Regions from separate parts of the Homo sapiens genome. Here all the other regions are linked to region 3. The links are chromatin loops, found by intact Hi-C in ENCODE. Cell type or tissue: PC-9. All regions are shown on one strand. Each heading gives the region's core, and the rest is flanking DNA. Links, peaks and the distances in the headings are about the cores only.

The links. A loop is a pair of places that touch in the nucleus more often than their neighbours do. Peaks named below come from ENCODE experiments on the same cell type or tissue, not always from the same donor. Only the 100,000 strongest peaks of a DNase experiment are listed, where the experiment ranks them.
Region 1: a loop joins it to region 3, with 6 times the contacts of the local background. A loop is called at or near these places in 5 of 110 quality-filtered maps.
Region 2: a loop joins it to region 3, with 10 times the contacts of the local background. A loop is called at or near these places in 68 of 110 quality-filtered maps.

Annotation. Positions count from the first base shown.
Region 1 is chr2:65,364,896-65,370,309 of GRCh38, forward strand. All of the region lies in intron 1 of SPRED2 (sprouty related EVH1 domain containing 2), which reads right to left. Among named protein-coding and RNA genes, the nearest start is that of SPRED2, 65 kb to the right of the region's middle. In PC-9, for the core only: no CTCF peak of the experiment used is centred there; DNase peaks (open chromatin) are centred at 1,896 and 2,806; H3K4me3 peaks cover 393 bases; H3K27ac peaks cover 2,061 bases.
Region 2 is chr2:65,433,201-65,438,614 of GRCh38, forward strand. No RefSeq gene overlaps it. Among named protein-coding and RNA genes, the nearest start is that of SPRED2, 3.3 kb to the left of the region's middle. RefSeq lists silencers at 2,510-2,749, 2,910-3,029, 3,396-3,554 and an enhancer at 4,149-4,955. In PC-9, for the core only: no CTCF peak of the experiment used is centred there; DNase peaks (open chromatin) are centred at 2,781, 3,251 and 3,701; H3K4me3 peaks cover 2,480 bases; H3K27ac peaks cover 2,325 bases.
Region 3 is chr2:65,551,358-65,556,771 of GRCh38, forward strand. It overlaps the pseudogene VTRNA2-2P. Among named protein-coding and RNA genes, the nearest start is that of LINC03050, 48 kb to the right of the region's middle. In PC-9, for the core only: CTCF peaks have their summits at 2,089 (motif pointing left) and 2,293; DNase peaks (open chromatin) are centred at 2,054 and 3,574; H3K27ac peaks cover 740 bases.

The DNA of each region.
Region 1 (5,414 bases), core at 1,843-4,342, 190 kb before region 3:
GTTGAGTGTGGCATTCACCAAAACTATAAGAAAAAACCCCGTTTACTATAAGATGGCAAAATATGGGTCTTAGTTCAAGCTAACACTTTTAAAGTAGCCTTTCTTTCACAACTTAAAAAAATGTTGTTAATAAAAAATGGCCCTCACTTTGAATCTGAAGTATTTTTTAATGTCACCAAGTGCTATTATTAAATGTGTACTATATATGCATGTATACACACATAAAAATAAGCACTACAGATGTGGGCATGAAAATTCTTAGCAAAACCCCCACATATTTCAAATACTGTTCTTCTTCATTATTGTCCTCTACCATAATTAGCACGTTACAGCATAACAGGTGGCTTTCATTTATAGAATGCAAAATTAATGAAATTTAGAGATGGTCTTGTCTCCAAAAACAAATTGGCCATTCTATAAAAAGTACACCCCTTAATCTACAAAACAAACAGAAACAAACTCCCTTCATGCTGGTTTTCCAAATTATAGGAATTTCTGAATGTAGTTAAGTAAATTGAATGCATTTACTGACAGCTTAAAATTCATACACTTCAAGGAAAACAAGTCATTATTATGGATTTTATAAGAAAGGGGAAGAGAAACAAAGATTGCCGATTTTTCCAGCTTGGTAACCCCAGATCTGTTTAATGCTCTCTGAGTGATAACAGGATTTACTGCTATACACTGGGCTGCTCCACAAATGCTAAATCTTAGGCAAATTTGTGGGCAGTTGTGTTATAGGTCCTGACCTAGCCATTCTGGACAGACAGACCAGGAAAGCATAAATAGTACTGCTATAAACTAACTATAGCATCTGTCCCTAACAAGCAAGACTCACAAAGTATTTTTTTAAAATATGAGGAGACACTGAATAGACTGTCAACACACATAGGAATGTTTAATACACTCAAATAAATAAGATATGTGCTTTAACTAGTCAGACATTGTTTAAATTTAGTGGGTGAAGAAAGAGAGAGGGTCAGACAGGCAGACACAGCCTCCCAATTATGCAGAATGATCCTTCAGATCATGTGAACGCTATAATTAAATGTTGCTACCAAATCCCCACTACCCTTTCTCCCACCTAGAAAAAGTTAATGCATGAATTCAGTATGAGCAAATTGTGATTTATAAAAACAAACAAACAAACAAACAAACAAAACCCACCCTATTCACTCCGTAGGGGAATAAAGCTTTCTTGCATTAAGTCACGCATCATGGGGGTAGGAAAAAAGCACAGTACTGAAAGAAATCCAACGTAACACAATAGTAATTGTTAGACCACCTCCTTCAGCTCACCTCTGCTTATTCATTTGTTTTAAAGCTCTACACTACCCACCCAAGAGGTATACCATCTCTGCAAGCTGTTTCCTAGGCAGCATCTTTTAGATTCAGGACTTAATAATAAAAAACAACAACAACAACAACAAAACATTTCTATCAGAATATCTAAGGAGAAATTTGTTTTCAGAAAGAGGCATGAGAGGCTAAGAGCTCTGTGTCTATCAACAGACCAGAGGTTACCTATCTGTCCTTGCACGTGGGCACACACAAATACAAACACATACACACTGTGGTCCTCTACAACTAGGATAAATTTTCTCCTTTAAAAAAATGCTAAAAGCAGGCACCAGAAAGGTTAAGAATAAGAGAACAATGAAAAAATAAAGTTCATGTAAACAGTAAGCACGTACCTGCCAGGCGATGCCATTTCCTCTACATTGTGGAGCCCGAGTGCTGGGTATTAGCATTATTGCTACTATAAAGCTTCCGATAAAAATGGATCGTCTCTTGCTGACCTGAGAACCAGCTGGCTGCCTGAGAAGTGGTTTCCCCCATATATGATTCAGTCTCCTTGACAAATATACTGCATTGTACCGGATGAGTCATCCGAGGGTTAGTCCGCATTTTATAGGCCTGTTGTGTCATTACTCACATTCAACATCCTGCTTCTCAAAAGTGGAAACTGGAAGCCTGACAGCTGACAGATGCGTTTTCCAATTAAAATATTGTTTTAAAAATTCCTGTAAGTTATGATTACCAATCATTGATGAAAGGATGAAATGCCCAGGAAGCAAATGGCACAGTTCAATACCTGAGATTACATTCTGGAGAACCACAAGTGCAAATTCTTCACCTGCCCCCAGCCCCAAACCAAAGAATTTCGTCCAAAGTTGAGAGCAAGGATCCCTCTCTTTAAAGTTATCAGCTGAATTCGTGTAGGCATGGACTTGTTGATTCTTGTGCTGTGAGGTTACCCAGCTGCAGAAGCTATGTAAAAAGTATACATCAAAATTTTGGTCCTGGATTAATTTTATAGGTGGGATAGTGGCATTGTGTTTATAAAATGTCTACTTTTTTAGAGAGGCATGTTGAAGTATGTTAGGGGTAAAATGATATGATATCTGGGGTTTGTTGTGAATATTTTAGCAAAAAATAAATAAGGGACGGGGTAAAGAAATGTGGCAAAATCTTGATAAATGGTTGCATCTGTGTAGTGCGTATATGCAGGCTGACTGTATTTCTCTTTTTTGAAGTATCTTTGAAAATTTTCATAATAAAATGTTTTTAAAAATTAAAAAAAATTTTTTTTTCAGTCCCTGCAATCTAATTTATACCTAAACAAGGCACTTTTCTAGTTAGGTATAGAGCTACCACACATGTGAGTGTGGGAGCTGAACTTGAAGTTGTTTCTGCCTTCCAGCTGGGAGGTATGATACATGTATCCTGCGGCTGTTGTGAGTGTTGCATCAACCTCCTGAACAAACGCCTAGTGCCTTCTCCTCCCAGGGCGATCTGGTGATTGTTTCCTTATGCATTCTCTGAGGACACAAGCCCTGGCTTCATGGCTCAGTGTTAACGTTATGAAGGAGAGGTGACTATACCCAGCTTCCTTACAAGGTTTTGGAAATGCTCCATGAGAGGTTATGTAAGTCACATCCATAGTCTCTTAAACCAGCAGGCCCTTTGGTAATGTGGCACAGGGTTTGCTTGACTCACTTAATGTTCAAATTGGGTGTCTTAAACCATCTGGAGGAGGAAGAGCTTTGATTTAGTGGCTGACAAAAAAAAAATCCAGATATGGAAGCTCCAATGTATGTGAAATAAAACCACTGTTGAAACTGGCTGTCACTTTAAAAACTATCCATATTGATGCGCTGTGAAAACATGACAAGTCACCACAGGAAACAAAATAGAGGGGTCACTAAAGCCCAGAGCTCCTGCATGGCCCCCTTAGTCCTGAAACTTAAAAATGGAAGCATGTTTCAGGCTGAGGTTCACACCTCAGCAAACAGCTGACTCTAATTCTTAAAGGACCCTGTCTAATAGGACTTCAAACTGGCTCCAAATGGTTGGGACAGTCCCATCCAACATCAAATTACAACCTCACTAATCCAGACTGATTAGGATTGTGCATGGGCCTCAACTGAAGACTTCCTTGGCTTTGACAATTCTTTCCTCCTCACGAGGACTGCAGGCTGCAGCCTTATCAAAATGTTTCCTTGAAATTTTATAACTTTTCACACACTTGAAAAGCATAATTTACCTTAATGCAGCAGGTAGAAATGGGGGAAATTAATAAACTTGTAGTCTAATTTGAGTTTCTATAGTATTTTGGAGAAATAAGTTCACAGTTCATTGAAGAATTTTATAATTCAGATTTCAGTAATGAAAAATACAAAAATAATAGCAATAATAATGTGTGCACACATGCACAAACAATGAGAATAAGGCAAAGATAGTAAAATGGTAACAAATGGGGAAATGAGAATAGGGGAGTCCTTCATACTGTTCTTGCAACATTTCTGTAATTATGAACTGTTTCAAAATAAACTTAAACATTCACAAACACACAGGAATGAATATATATAACCCCTATTCCTAAAAAAATTAAAAAAGAGATTATTGGGTGCAGTGGCTCATGCCCGTAATCCCAACACTTTGGGAGGCTGAGGTGGGAGGACTGCTTGAGGCTGGAGACCAGCCTGGGCAACAAAGTGAGACCCTGTCTCTACAAAAAATACAAAAAGTAGCTGGGCATGGTGGTGCATGCCTGTGGTCCCAGCTACACAGAAAGCTGAGGCAGGAGGATAGCCTGAACCTGGGAGGCTGAAGCTGCAGTAAGCTATGTTTGCACCACCGCACTCCAGCCTGGGTGATGGAGCAAAAGACCATGTCTCAAAAAAAAATGATTTTTTAAGTATTTAATAATCACCACAGTTACTGTTGCTGACATGCCCACCCATTTGAAAAATATTGGACCATAAAGAAATTTACCAAAGTGTTAACACTGGGAAATGCCTCTGGGTTTGGGTTTCTCAAAGGATATTCCTTATAAACATTTTTATAAGGGGAGACACATACATACACATACACACACACACACATACACACACACATGCACACATTTTGGGAAAACATCATACTATATCCCTGAGAATATTGTTCAAGTTTTTCTAGGCTTGCATTTTCCAAATTTATTTGACCACAGAATCCCCACCCCCAACCCCCACTACCATCCCAATAAGCCTGAAGAAAGAACTTTGGTGGTGATAGCATATGCGATACTTTTCCCCTGATCTTTTACTTTTACTCTAAGTTTTCTTCAGAACACATTTTACTCATTATAACAACAAAGGCATCAAAACATGGTTCCTACCATCTTTAACAGACATTTCTGTTTGGTCGACTTGCATGCTAATGATACCACTATTTAGAAAACAACTTAATTATGCAATTTCTAGTCTCCCCTGACCACAGAGCAGCTTCAGGTCTAATTCTGGCTTAGAGGTAGGGAAACAGCAGAAGCTGCTCTGTGCCACCAGCAGCTGAGGAGCCTGCACCTGTGTGCAATGGCTTGGCAGCTCATGCCAGTGCTGGGCCTGGGTGAGGCCATTCCAAGGAGTAGTATAGCTTGCTGAAGGCCTGGCTCCACCTCACTATTTTCAGAGCACAGGGTCTTAGAACCTGGAAAGCAGCCTGGACATATATGTCTTCTGCCTCTGAGCTCTCCAGGACTTCATGTATTCATTTCCTAGCACTGATCCTCGGCAGGTAAGAAGCAAAACTAGCTGTAACTATACAGCAAAACTTTAGCTATATATGTATATAACTTAAGTCCAAATACTGGCTTATGTCAGGATCTAAAAGAAAATGCGGATATCAATGATGCAGGTACTGTAGGCTGACTGTATTGTGTAGTGGTATAAAGCATGAGTTTGGAGTGAAATTTACTTGTTCCAAATTCAACCTTGCCTACACTTAATGTTATTTAACTTCTCTAAGCCTCTGCTTCCTTACCTGTAAGATGGGTACAATACTATTAATAATCTTACAGAATTGTTTTGAATGGTATAAATGCGACCATTCGCAACAAGTACTTAGCATAGAGCCTGGCCACATACAGAACACTC
Region 2 (5,414 bases), core at 1,843-4,342, 120 kb before region 3:
TGTCCTCAGGCTGGAGTGCAGTGGCGCGATCTAGGCTCACTGCAACCTCCACCTCCTGGGTTCAAGTGATTCTCCTGCCTCAGCCTCCCGAGTAGCTGCGACTACAGGCGCGCGCCACCACGCCCAGCTAATTTTTGTATTTTTAGTAGGGAGGGGGTTTCATCATGTTGGCCAGGATGGTCTCGATTTCTTGACCTCGTGATCCGCCTGCCTCGGCATCCCAAAGTGCTGGGATTATAGGCATGGGCCACCGCACCCGGCCAAGGAACGGATGTTTTTAAGAATCATTACTCATGCAAAGAAAAAGGTCAACCCAGCACAGCCCAGAAACGTTTGCATTTCCGTAGAAATTATGGAATTTCTCGCGTTAAGAAGCAGCCCCGGCCGGGCGCGGTGGCACACGCCTGTAATCCCAGCACTTTGGAAGGCCGAGGCGGGCAGATCACCTGAGGTCGGGAGTTCGAGACCAGCCTGACCAACATGGTGAAACATCGTCTGTACTAAAAATACAGAATTAGCCGGGCGTGGTGGCGCGTGCCTGTAATCCCAGCTACTCGGGAGCTGAGGCAGGAGAATCGCTTGACCCCAGGAGGTGAAGGTGGCGGTGAGCCAAGATTGTGCCACTGCACCCCAGCCTGGGCAACAAGAGCAAAACTCCATCTCAAAAAAAAAAAAAAAGAAGAAGAAAGAAAGAAAGAAAAAGAAACAAGAGACATAGTCCCTATCCCTTGCTGCTCTCCAAACACAGTAGACTTTTCCATCCTCTTGAATGTCCATGGGACAATCCAGATACGATGTTAACTAAATAGCAACCACTGAACAGGTTAAGAGATTAAATATTTGCCTCAGGCTGGGCGCAGTGGCTCATGCCTGTAATCCCAGCACTTTGGGAGGCTGAGGTGGGCGGATCACCTGAGGTCAGGCGTTTGAGACCAGCCTGGCCAACATGGCAAAACCCTGTCTCTACTAAAAATATAAAAATTAGTTGGGTGTGGTGGTGGGCACCCATAATCCCAGCTACTCAGTAGGCCGAGGCAGGAGAATTGTTTGAACCCAGGAGGAGGAGGCTGCAGTGTACCGAGATTGCACCATTGCACTCCAGCCTGGGCAACAAGAGCAAAACTTTGTCTCTAAATAAATAAATAAATGCCTCAAATTTAGTATTCCTAAAATTTACATACATATAAGAGCCACAAATGCTCCAAAAAGTTTCACCTTGAGTCAGGGATAAACTGGTGGTTTACTCCAGGCTTTGTGCTTATCACAGCCATGATCTCTGTAGACATGGAGTAGGGTTCACGCTGGTGATGTGTGGTGGTGGGGAGGGCATGAACCAGGGGATGGAACAGCTTGGTTCTGGTTTTCTCCTAGCAGTCCTGAGACCCCGAGTGAGTTTCTTTATAAAACAGGAATAACAAGGCCAAGCTTGTCTTTATCAGTTTTTGAGGCCATTGAGAGTTCCTGAGAAAGTACTAAGCAAAGGCAAGATCTCATTGTCTTCCAAATCCTCAGATGGCTAAGGAATCTACCCAAGTCTCACCTTTGGCCATGGTTGCTCTTCTCCCTGGGAGTGCTGAAAGAGATCCCACCCTGTTATTCCTGAACTTCCCAGAACACAGGCACTTACCCATGTCAAAATTATCCACCCTGTGGGCATCTCTTGGGCTCCACCCTCCAGTTTCAAGGTACACAAATGGCAAGGTGGCAGGTGAGGTGATTAATTTCTGCAGGTAGGCCAGCTCTATGAGCAGGTTAAATTGGTGTCATCACCACTCACTCAGCCAGCTCTCTGCTTAATAGCAGCGAACGACTGGCCCAGCCTATGGACCAGGTTGCCAGGGGAACAATGATAAATATTCTGAGGTCCAGAAGTCCCCAAGTCCCCACTGGGATCACCTGGTACCATACTCCAGCTGGGCTATCTCAGGCAGGCCCTTAGGTCCACTGAGCCTTGGGTTCAGTGTCTGTTGGGTCGGAATAGTACCCACAACATAGGGTTGCTGGGAATCTTAAATGGGCTATACAGATTCCTGATAGCCCTTTCCTCTCTCTGGCCAGCTGGTTTACCAAATGCCCCCCTCCACTCTGTCCTTCATGTTCCTTTAAATGAAGCCTGCCAGTTCTCTTCTGTCTTGTTCAACACCCAAAAGGGGCCTTTTGATGGAAACATTACTAGCAGGTCACTTCTTGGTCCTCCCCATCAATTACTGTGGTTGAGGCAAGTCTGACTCCTGCAGCTCCATAGAATAAATGAGGACATTGGGCGAATAACTCAGATATGTCTGTTGATCTGAACATCAAGGTGTTATCAAAGTCCATTGGATTGTTGCTGGAATAGGGGATATCACAGATTTAGGGCTTTAATTGATGTCACTGCTGAAAGAGCTAAGGACCCACATCCCTGTCTCTCCCCACAACCGGCAGAACAGGGGGCTGCGGGAATCTCTGAACACGATCAAATCAATAGTGCTCAGTCAGAGTAGGATCGTAAAGCTTCAAAAGTAATATCGATCTGCTCACAACTTCACGCAAACCCAGCGGGGCCCCCAGCAGGTCCCCCACCTACAGGCTTCTCAGTTCCGAGTCCTGGGCGAGGGAGCACCCCCACCCCGGCCCTTCCCGCGGGCTGCCCGGAAAGTCCGGAGCGCGGAGCCGGAGCGACCCTCCGCGGCCGGGGACGGGCATGCTCAGTAGCCCCGCAGGTCCTGTTTCACTGGGAAGCCGTCCGCGGCCCCCACCCCTCCCGCCTGGCTCGGGCGCCAGGAGAAGCGGACATTTTAGCCTCCTCTGCAATCCGCTCTCTCGTTCGTGTCCTTCTCCCCCCTCTCGTCCGGTAGGGCCGGCAGTGTAGATTTCCCCAGGGGCGGGGGTGGGATCTGAGCAATCACTCGCCCTCCCCCCTCCCAGGGGCGGGGAGGGGGTGATTTAGGGAGGACTCCACGGGGCCCAAAGGTTCGCACCGCCCCGCCGCGGCCCAGCCTGCAGAAGCCCCCCGCTGCCGCGGCGCCCCCGCTCCCCGCCCCGCGAGGCGCGCGCAGCTGCGCCCGGGCCTGTCCTCGCTTCACCCCCACTCTGCCCCTTCGGTATTTCTCAATGACCGGCGCTCCGAGGACACTTCCGACGCGGAGGGAGGGGGTGTCATTAGCGCTCGGTTATCAGTTCCTTCCGGTCTCCCCGAGCTCAACCCTGCGCGCGGCCGGGCCGCGCCTCGGGCGATCTGGTGCCTTTATTATGATGTTTAAGTAAGCAGTCGTGTGTGCCAAGTGAGTTTGTAGCCCAGCTGTCTCCCCCAAGCCCCGCTGGCAGGAATGGAAACCCAAGCTCTCTCGTAATGCAGGGGATGATGCAAACTTAGAAACTGACCCGGCGCCCGGGAATGAGGCCCCCCCGCCCCGGGCGTGCGGCGGCCCAGTCGGGGCATGAATGGCTGGAGCCCGATTGCATAATCCGCGCGGTATAAATAGCCGGCGGGCGGGCCGCTGACGCGCTCGGTTGTGCCGTTATCGTGCAATGCTTCATCCCCGGTGCCGTTCAATCCCAGGTCGTTTTCCCTTTCAGCTGCAATGCCGGGATTTTAAATAGCAGAGATGAAAGGCCCCTGCCCCCGCCTCCCTCCTCCCCTGAGTTCATGTATTATGAATGAAACGGCAGCCTCGCTGCTTCCTGAGGTGCTCCACTTCAGGTAGGAGAGAGACTCAATGTCAAGGCAGCTGGCTACTAAAAGTTGGGTGTGTGCGCGCGTTGGGGAGGGACGGAGACCAGGAAATAATTGACAGGCTGGGAAACATTCTTTTCGAGAAAATGTAACCGCTCAGGGTTTGCCTCTGGAGTTTCAGTTTACAACTGTACAAGCCTCAGTCAATTTAAGAATGGATTATGCAAAGGGGCTTTCGACTGCGGCTTGCTCGCCCTCACACCCTAGGCCGCTGTCTCTGTGGAAAGTGCTGTTTCATTCAGAGGAGCTGGTTTCTGCCCTCCCAGGGAGGCAGCACACATCCCCTCTCCCCTCTCATCCCCCACTTTAAGATGAGCCCTGAGAACCCTTGAGGGTCTCGAGAAAAGCGAATGCTGGTCACTGTAGCCATTCTCTAGTTCCAGAACCTCTTGGAAGCCTCAGCGAGGTCCAAAGCTGAGTAAGTTTTAAAACGTATTTTTTTTCCAACAGTTTTTCAACAATAGGTAGTCATTTTAAAAATTAAAGGATGAAGCAAGTTTTCGTCTTCTCATGAATACCAGATTTCAACTTAATTTCTTAACATAAAAATGGCCAGTTCTTCACAAATGCATTTCTGACATGTGAAGGGCAATGGTCAAGGTCATGATTTTTTTCACTGGATACCCATTGCTCCAGTCTGCCTTGAAAGCACCAGGGCTCTATGAGGCAGTGGGGATACAGGAGTGAAGAAACCCAGGCTCCTTCCCTCCAGGGATTCGGTCAGCTGGGGCAACAGGCATGTAAAAAACACATGAGGCCGCGAGGTAACAGCTCTGAAAAATGGAGTAAGCAGAAGAGAAAGCAGGGGTCAGGGAAAGGATCCTTGAAAGATGCTGGGAGTGCCCTTAGATAACTGGAAGGGGAGAGATCTCGGGGATAAAGAGCCGGGTTACCACAAAGGCCCTAGGTGCGAAATAACTTTGGGAGGAGGGGGAAGGAGGTGCGGGAAAGGGTGGAGAAGGGTAGAAGCCAGGTCAGGGAGGTCACACAGGCCTTGCTGAAGAAGGTTACCCTTTATTTTGAAATCATGGAACCTTTTGTAGTCGATTCACAGCTGATCTTTGTCTAGTCCCAGATCACTGCAGTGGCTCCCAAAGTTATGCAAATGTGGGGCAAGTGGGCATCCATTGTTCTGGGATTAGGGCATCAAACCAAATTCACAAACTGACAGCTCCTAGGCCAGATAAGGCCCCAGACAAGTTTTGTTTTGCCTGTTTTTTTTTGTTGTTGTTGTTGTTTTTTAATCAAGCTAACAGCTTAAAACCAGAATATTTCACATAAAACTCAATATTTTTGGTTCCTCCTGAAAAAAATTAAAGACTTAGCAACTGTGAGTGCCAGATTTCTGCGGGGTAACAGTGGATGGTTGCTGAGTGGAGGCTGCCCTGTCTGTCAGGCTTCTGGCTCCTGGAGGCATTTGAGCTTTTGACCCCTGGCATAACAGGATGTTTTGTGACTGGGTGAAGGCCCCACTCTGAGACCCCAGGCTGGTAGAGCTTGTCACTGGGTAAAAGCAATTTGCATGAGGAGCGCTGGGCCTCTTGGGAGGCCAATCCCCAATCTCCTTACCAAAGACACTGTATTCTACCTAGGCAGGCAGCCCACAGGCAGGGAGCAGTGAGGCTCCTAAAATAACAATGAACATTGATCCCAGCTTGGGCTCTGTTTCTAGGGAACCCAACCTAAGAGAAGTAGGCTC
Region 3 (5,414 bases), core at 1,082-3,581:
AGCAAATATATCTTGCCTTACGCATGTACGTTCTACTATTTTTCAAATGCATATTTCACACTTCTATGTTCTACTGTTTTTCAAATATATATAAATACTACTGTGATTACAATAAAGGGATTGATTACAAAGTGTGGAATTCAGAGTGAATTGTCATTCCTCTGCTACTCTTGCCTCAAACCACAACCAATGTCAAATCAGTCGCCTAGCTTGCTTCCGATTTCTTCCTACTTCCACCTCTTCAGTCAAGAACCAGGCCTTGTCAGTTACTCCTTCACAGTCTCACATATGTGTCCTTTCTTCAGCCTTTGTCACCCAACGCTAGCCCTTATCACTCCTCCACTCACGGGGACCAGGGCTGCCCACGTGGTCCCGAGGCCTGAATCCAGAGCGTCCCTCCCACTGCCACCAAGTACATCTTCCTACTGGCCCACACAAGTCCTTGGTGTCAAAATATTTAGGGCTTCCAGTCTCCTTAACCTGATATCCCACCTGCTTTACAGTGTGGCATGAAGAACTATCTCTTGAACACAAAACAAGTCACCTTATCATTTACATTGTCTAATATTTAAAAAACAACTTTTAAAAACCAGTTTTGTGGCCAGGCATGGTGGCTCACGCCTGTAATCCCAGCACTTTGGGAGGCCGAGGCGCGTCATGAGGTCAGGAGTTTGAGACCAGCCTGGCCAACACATCGAAACCGCGTTTCTTCTAAAAATACAAAAATTAGCTGGGCATGGTGGCGGATGCCTGTAATCCCAGCTGCTAGGGAGGCTGAGGCAGGAGAATTGCTTGAACCCAGGAGGCAGATGTTGCAGTTAGCCAAGATTGCACCACTGAACTCCAGCTCCGGCAGCAGAGTGAGACTCTGTCTCAAAAAAAAAAAAAATCAGTTTTGTGTTCCATTAAAATACATTAAGTCGGGTGTGGTAGCATGTGTCTGTAATCCCAGCACTTTAGGAGGCTGAGGCAGGAGGATCCCTTGAGGCCAGGAGTTGGAGACCAGCCTGGACAACATAGCGAGACCCTGTCTCAAAAAAAAAAAAAAAATAGGACAGCAACTGAGACTTAATAAAAATGTCTTCCATGTATTTTTTCTAAAACCAGTTAATTTATATTTGTGGAATAATTTTGTGCTCACTAAACATGTACATACAACGCTATTATGGACTTCAATGAACAGAAAGCTTTTTCCATTGTTTCCAGATCACTCTTTCTCTCTCTTTTTTTTTTTTTTTTTTTTGAGACGGAGTCTGGCTCTGTAACCCAGGCTGGAGTGCAGTGGCGCCATCTCGGCTCACTGCAAGCTCCGCCTCCCGGGTTCACGCCATTCTCCTGCCTCAGCCTCCAGAGTAGCTGGGACTACAGGCTCCTGCCACCACGCCTGGCTAATTATTTTTGTATTTTTAGTAGAGACGGGGTTTCACTGTGTTAGCCAGGATGGTCTTAATCTCCTGACCTCATGATCTGCCCACCTCGGCCTCCCAAAGTGCTGGGATTACAGGTATGAGCCACCGCGCCCAGCCTCTCTCTTTTTTTTAAAGAACAGGTGTTCGCCAGGCACGGTGGCTCACGCCTGTAATCCCAGGACTTTGGGAGGCCAAGGCGGGCGGATCACGAGGTCAGGAGTTCGAAACCAGCCTGGCCAACATGGTGAAACCCCGTCTCTACTAAAAAAATGAAAATTAGCCGGGCGTGGTGGCATGTGTCTGTAATCCCAGCTACTCAGGAGGCTGAGGCAGGAGAATCACTTGAACCCGGGAGGCAGAGGTTGCAGTGAGCCAAGATCGCGCCACTGCACTCCAGCCTGGGCGACAGAGCGAGACTCTGTCTCAAAACAACAACAAAAAACAAACAAACAACAACAACAACAACAACAAAAACAGGTGTTCACCTCTTATTCCCTTGAAATAAGTTGTTGAAAAATCCTGTTGTTCTACACAGCCCTGCTCACCAAACAGTGTGAGAGCTGTGGGCTTGGTTTACCGCCCGCAGGTTCTGATCCCACGTCTTCTTTGCCCTGGTTGGAGAAGGGATGTGAGGAGCGGAGAAGCCGTGGCCCAAACAGGACCTGCTGGCTCCCTCTTGTGGAGAATAGGGAGAAAACATGCGGGAAGAAAAGGGGCTCTGTATATCGGCGAATACTATTTTACTGAAACAACCCCGGGAAATGTGATCTGAAAAATATGGTCTGAGACAGAGTTGTATTTTGCTGTGTATTGCAAAAGGGATTGGAAGTCACTGGGTGGGGGAGTATAAATTGAATAACTAGAATACGCAGAAGATTAAAAAAATTTTAGCCCATCATTTTGTTGTTGGCCCAGAGTAAACCTCTCTCCCAGGGCAATTCATAAGGAACAAACTGGCTTGGGGATCTCTTTTCCCCCCTCTTTCCCTTCTCGTGGTGGGAGGAGGAACAGAATTACCCAAAGGGGTGCCGCGGCTGAGGTGTATGTTCCTGGCAGGGATAAGGCACGGGCGCCTTGGCTCACCCAACAGTCCGGGCAGGCCTCCAGGGTCCTGCGTGTGGACACCAAATACCAAAAACCAACTGAATTGTATGCTTTAAAGTGATGGATTTTATGGTATGCAAATTACATCTCAATTTTAGAAAGGAAATATTTTATTGAGCCAGTTGTTAACTTGATTTAAAAATTGTATTCAGACACATGGTACAACACGTGGGCCTCATTTGTACTCTTGCCCCTGGGGTCCTGCAAATGTCACCAAGGAGTCTGCACATCGAGGTGTGAAATGGCAGTGGGTGCTTTGTCAACTCAGATTTTCAAGGAACCTGGAGCTTAGCAGTTGAGGTGGAGAGTGGTAGGAAATAAGGCTGGATCATAGACAAGGCCAGGTCCTGGAGGGCTTATGAACTGTGAGATGAACTCAGCCTTTATTGGAGGTGAGTGGGATGGACAGGTCTTAGTTGTAGGTTGGCAGTGAGGAATCTTTTTTTTTTTTGAGATGCAGTCTCACTCTGTCACCCAGGCTGGAGTGCAGTGGTGTGATTTTGGCTCACTGCAACTTCTGCCTCCCGGGTTCAAGTGATTCTTCTGCCTCACCCTCCTGAGTAGCTGGGACTACAGGTGCATGCCACCACAGCTGGCTAATTTTTGTAATTTTAGTAGAGTCGGGGTTTCACCATATTAAGCCAGGCTGGTCTTGAACTCCTGACCTCGTGATCTGCCCGCCTCGGCCTCCCAAAGTGCTGGGATTACAGATGTAAGCCACCACGCCTGGCTGATTTTGCATTTTCAAATAAACAGCCATACCTTTTTACTTTCCACTCTAGCAGCTGGTGGGGAGGACAGATCTGAGAGGGACCGTTCTGGAGTCATCGAGGGCAGTCGGCTGTTGCATTCATCTAGGAGAGAGGTGTGCCAGGCCTGAACCCTAAGGCAGTGACAGTAGAAATAAGGCAGAGGAGAGGGCAGGTCATGGAAATGCTTAGCCATAAACTCAGAGGCATGGGGATAGTGGTGGAGTGTGTGGAAGAGAAGGTGGGGGAAGAGTCAAAGGTGACTCATCATTGTGGGTAGTGGTGGCAAAAGTGGGCAGGCTTGGGGCATGTGGAGGGAGAGGACCTGCTGACTGAGAAAATGACCAGTGGGTGTTAGATAAGAAGAGGTCAAGCCCGGAGGCTGGGGTGTGGAGTCTTCATCATATCCTACTCAACCACAAGTTGGGTGAAGATGAACTCTCGTGGTGCTTGAGGGGAAGGATGAGGTTGGTCCCTTGGGAAACACCAGTGTCATCTAGAGCAAGAAGTGGGAGACCCAGCCTGCCGCAGAGTGTTCTAAGAAGGGCGTGGTCAGTGGACCAGATGCCATAAGACCATCAAGGAGAATCAGGAGGTACAAGCCCTGGATTTAGTGACAGTGATGATGATGAGTGCCTTTTGCCAGCTGGTACATTTCAGCGGGATGTTGCATGAAACAGCCGGGTCTCAGTGGGCAAGGAACAAGTGTGAGGCCAGGAAGTGGAGGCAGAGAGTGCAGTCGACTGCAAAGGGCATGACTCCGAGCAGCAGAAGGATGGGTTGAGGGAGGGCTTTTTTTTTTTTTTTTTTTTTTAAAGATCAGAAAGCACCTGCAGGATTCAAACCCCAGCACAGGGAGTTAGAGAGACAGAAAGTCTGGCATGAGGAAGTAACCACTTGAGCCAAAGCTGACCCAAGGGAGGGCTTCATCTAAGGGAGAAGAGGAGGTGGTTACATCATTGCGTTTTATTTATTTATTTGCTTTTTTTTTTTTTGAGACGGAGTCTTGCTCTGTTGCCCAGGCTGGAGTGTAGTGGCGTGATCTCAGCTCACTGCAACCTCTGCCTCCCTCCTCAGCCTCCCAAGTAGCTGGGATTAAAAGCATGCACCACCACGCCCAGCTAATTTTTGTAGTTTTAGTACAGACAGGGTTTCACCATGTTGGCCAGGCTGGTCTTGAACTCTTGACCTTAAGTGACCCACCTGCCTCGGCCCCCCAAAGTGCTGGGATTACAGGCGTGAGCCACCGTGCCAGGTCTTATTTGCTATTTTTAATAAAAATATTAATGTACGTGGTAAAAAAATCAAACACTACAGCAAATGTATAAAATGAAAAGTAAAATTCTGTACTTTTCAGACTCCCTCGTCTCTCCTTGTCCAAAGGTAACAGTTATGATCAATTTCTTATATATTCATCCAGAAAAAATTTTATACATATGGAATTCTCTTTAAAGATGAGAGAGATTTGGCTGACTTTAAATACTGATGGAAAAGAGCTATATAGAGAAAACGGTGAAGACAGACGGAAGGCTGATGGGAGAGAACTGGTAGCCAGCTCACTCCCGGGGGTGGGGAAGGAACCCAGGGGAGGGGAGAGAAGAGGCCTGGCTTGGTGGTGGAAATGCAGGTTTTTGCTGGGACTGGAGGGAAGGGCAGGGAGCAGGGATGGTGGAAGTGAGGTCAAAGTGTGCAAAACCATGATTTATGATGTCAGCGGTGGGGTGATTCAGGAAGATGGTGTAGGTGTGGCAGAGGCCATGAACATGGGTGGATGGAGTGGAGGTGAAAGTCATGGTGGTTGGGGATCGTTGAGCCCGGGATGTTGGATGAGTTCTTCACACGGATATTAAAATCTCTTAAGATGATGGTGGGTGCCAAAGTTCTCAATGGAGGTAAAGCATAGTCTGGAAAGAGGAATGTCAGAAGAGAAAAAGCCAAGGATGGAAGCTAACGTCCTGGAAGCAACTGGGAGCAGGAAGCAACTGGGAGCAGGAAGCATATCTTCTCTGTCTTCTTGCCTTGGGTCCTGGGCATGTGGGACAATAAGCAGCCTCTCCTTGCGGAAGCAGGAGGTGGATGGTGCATTTAGCAGAAAGGCTGAGAAGCAGAGGGGGTTGTCTTCACGGGAACAAGGTCTCCAGGGTGTTCCAGG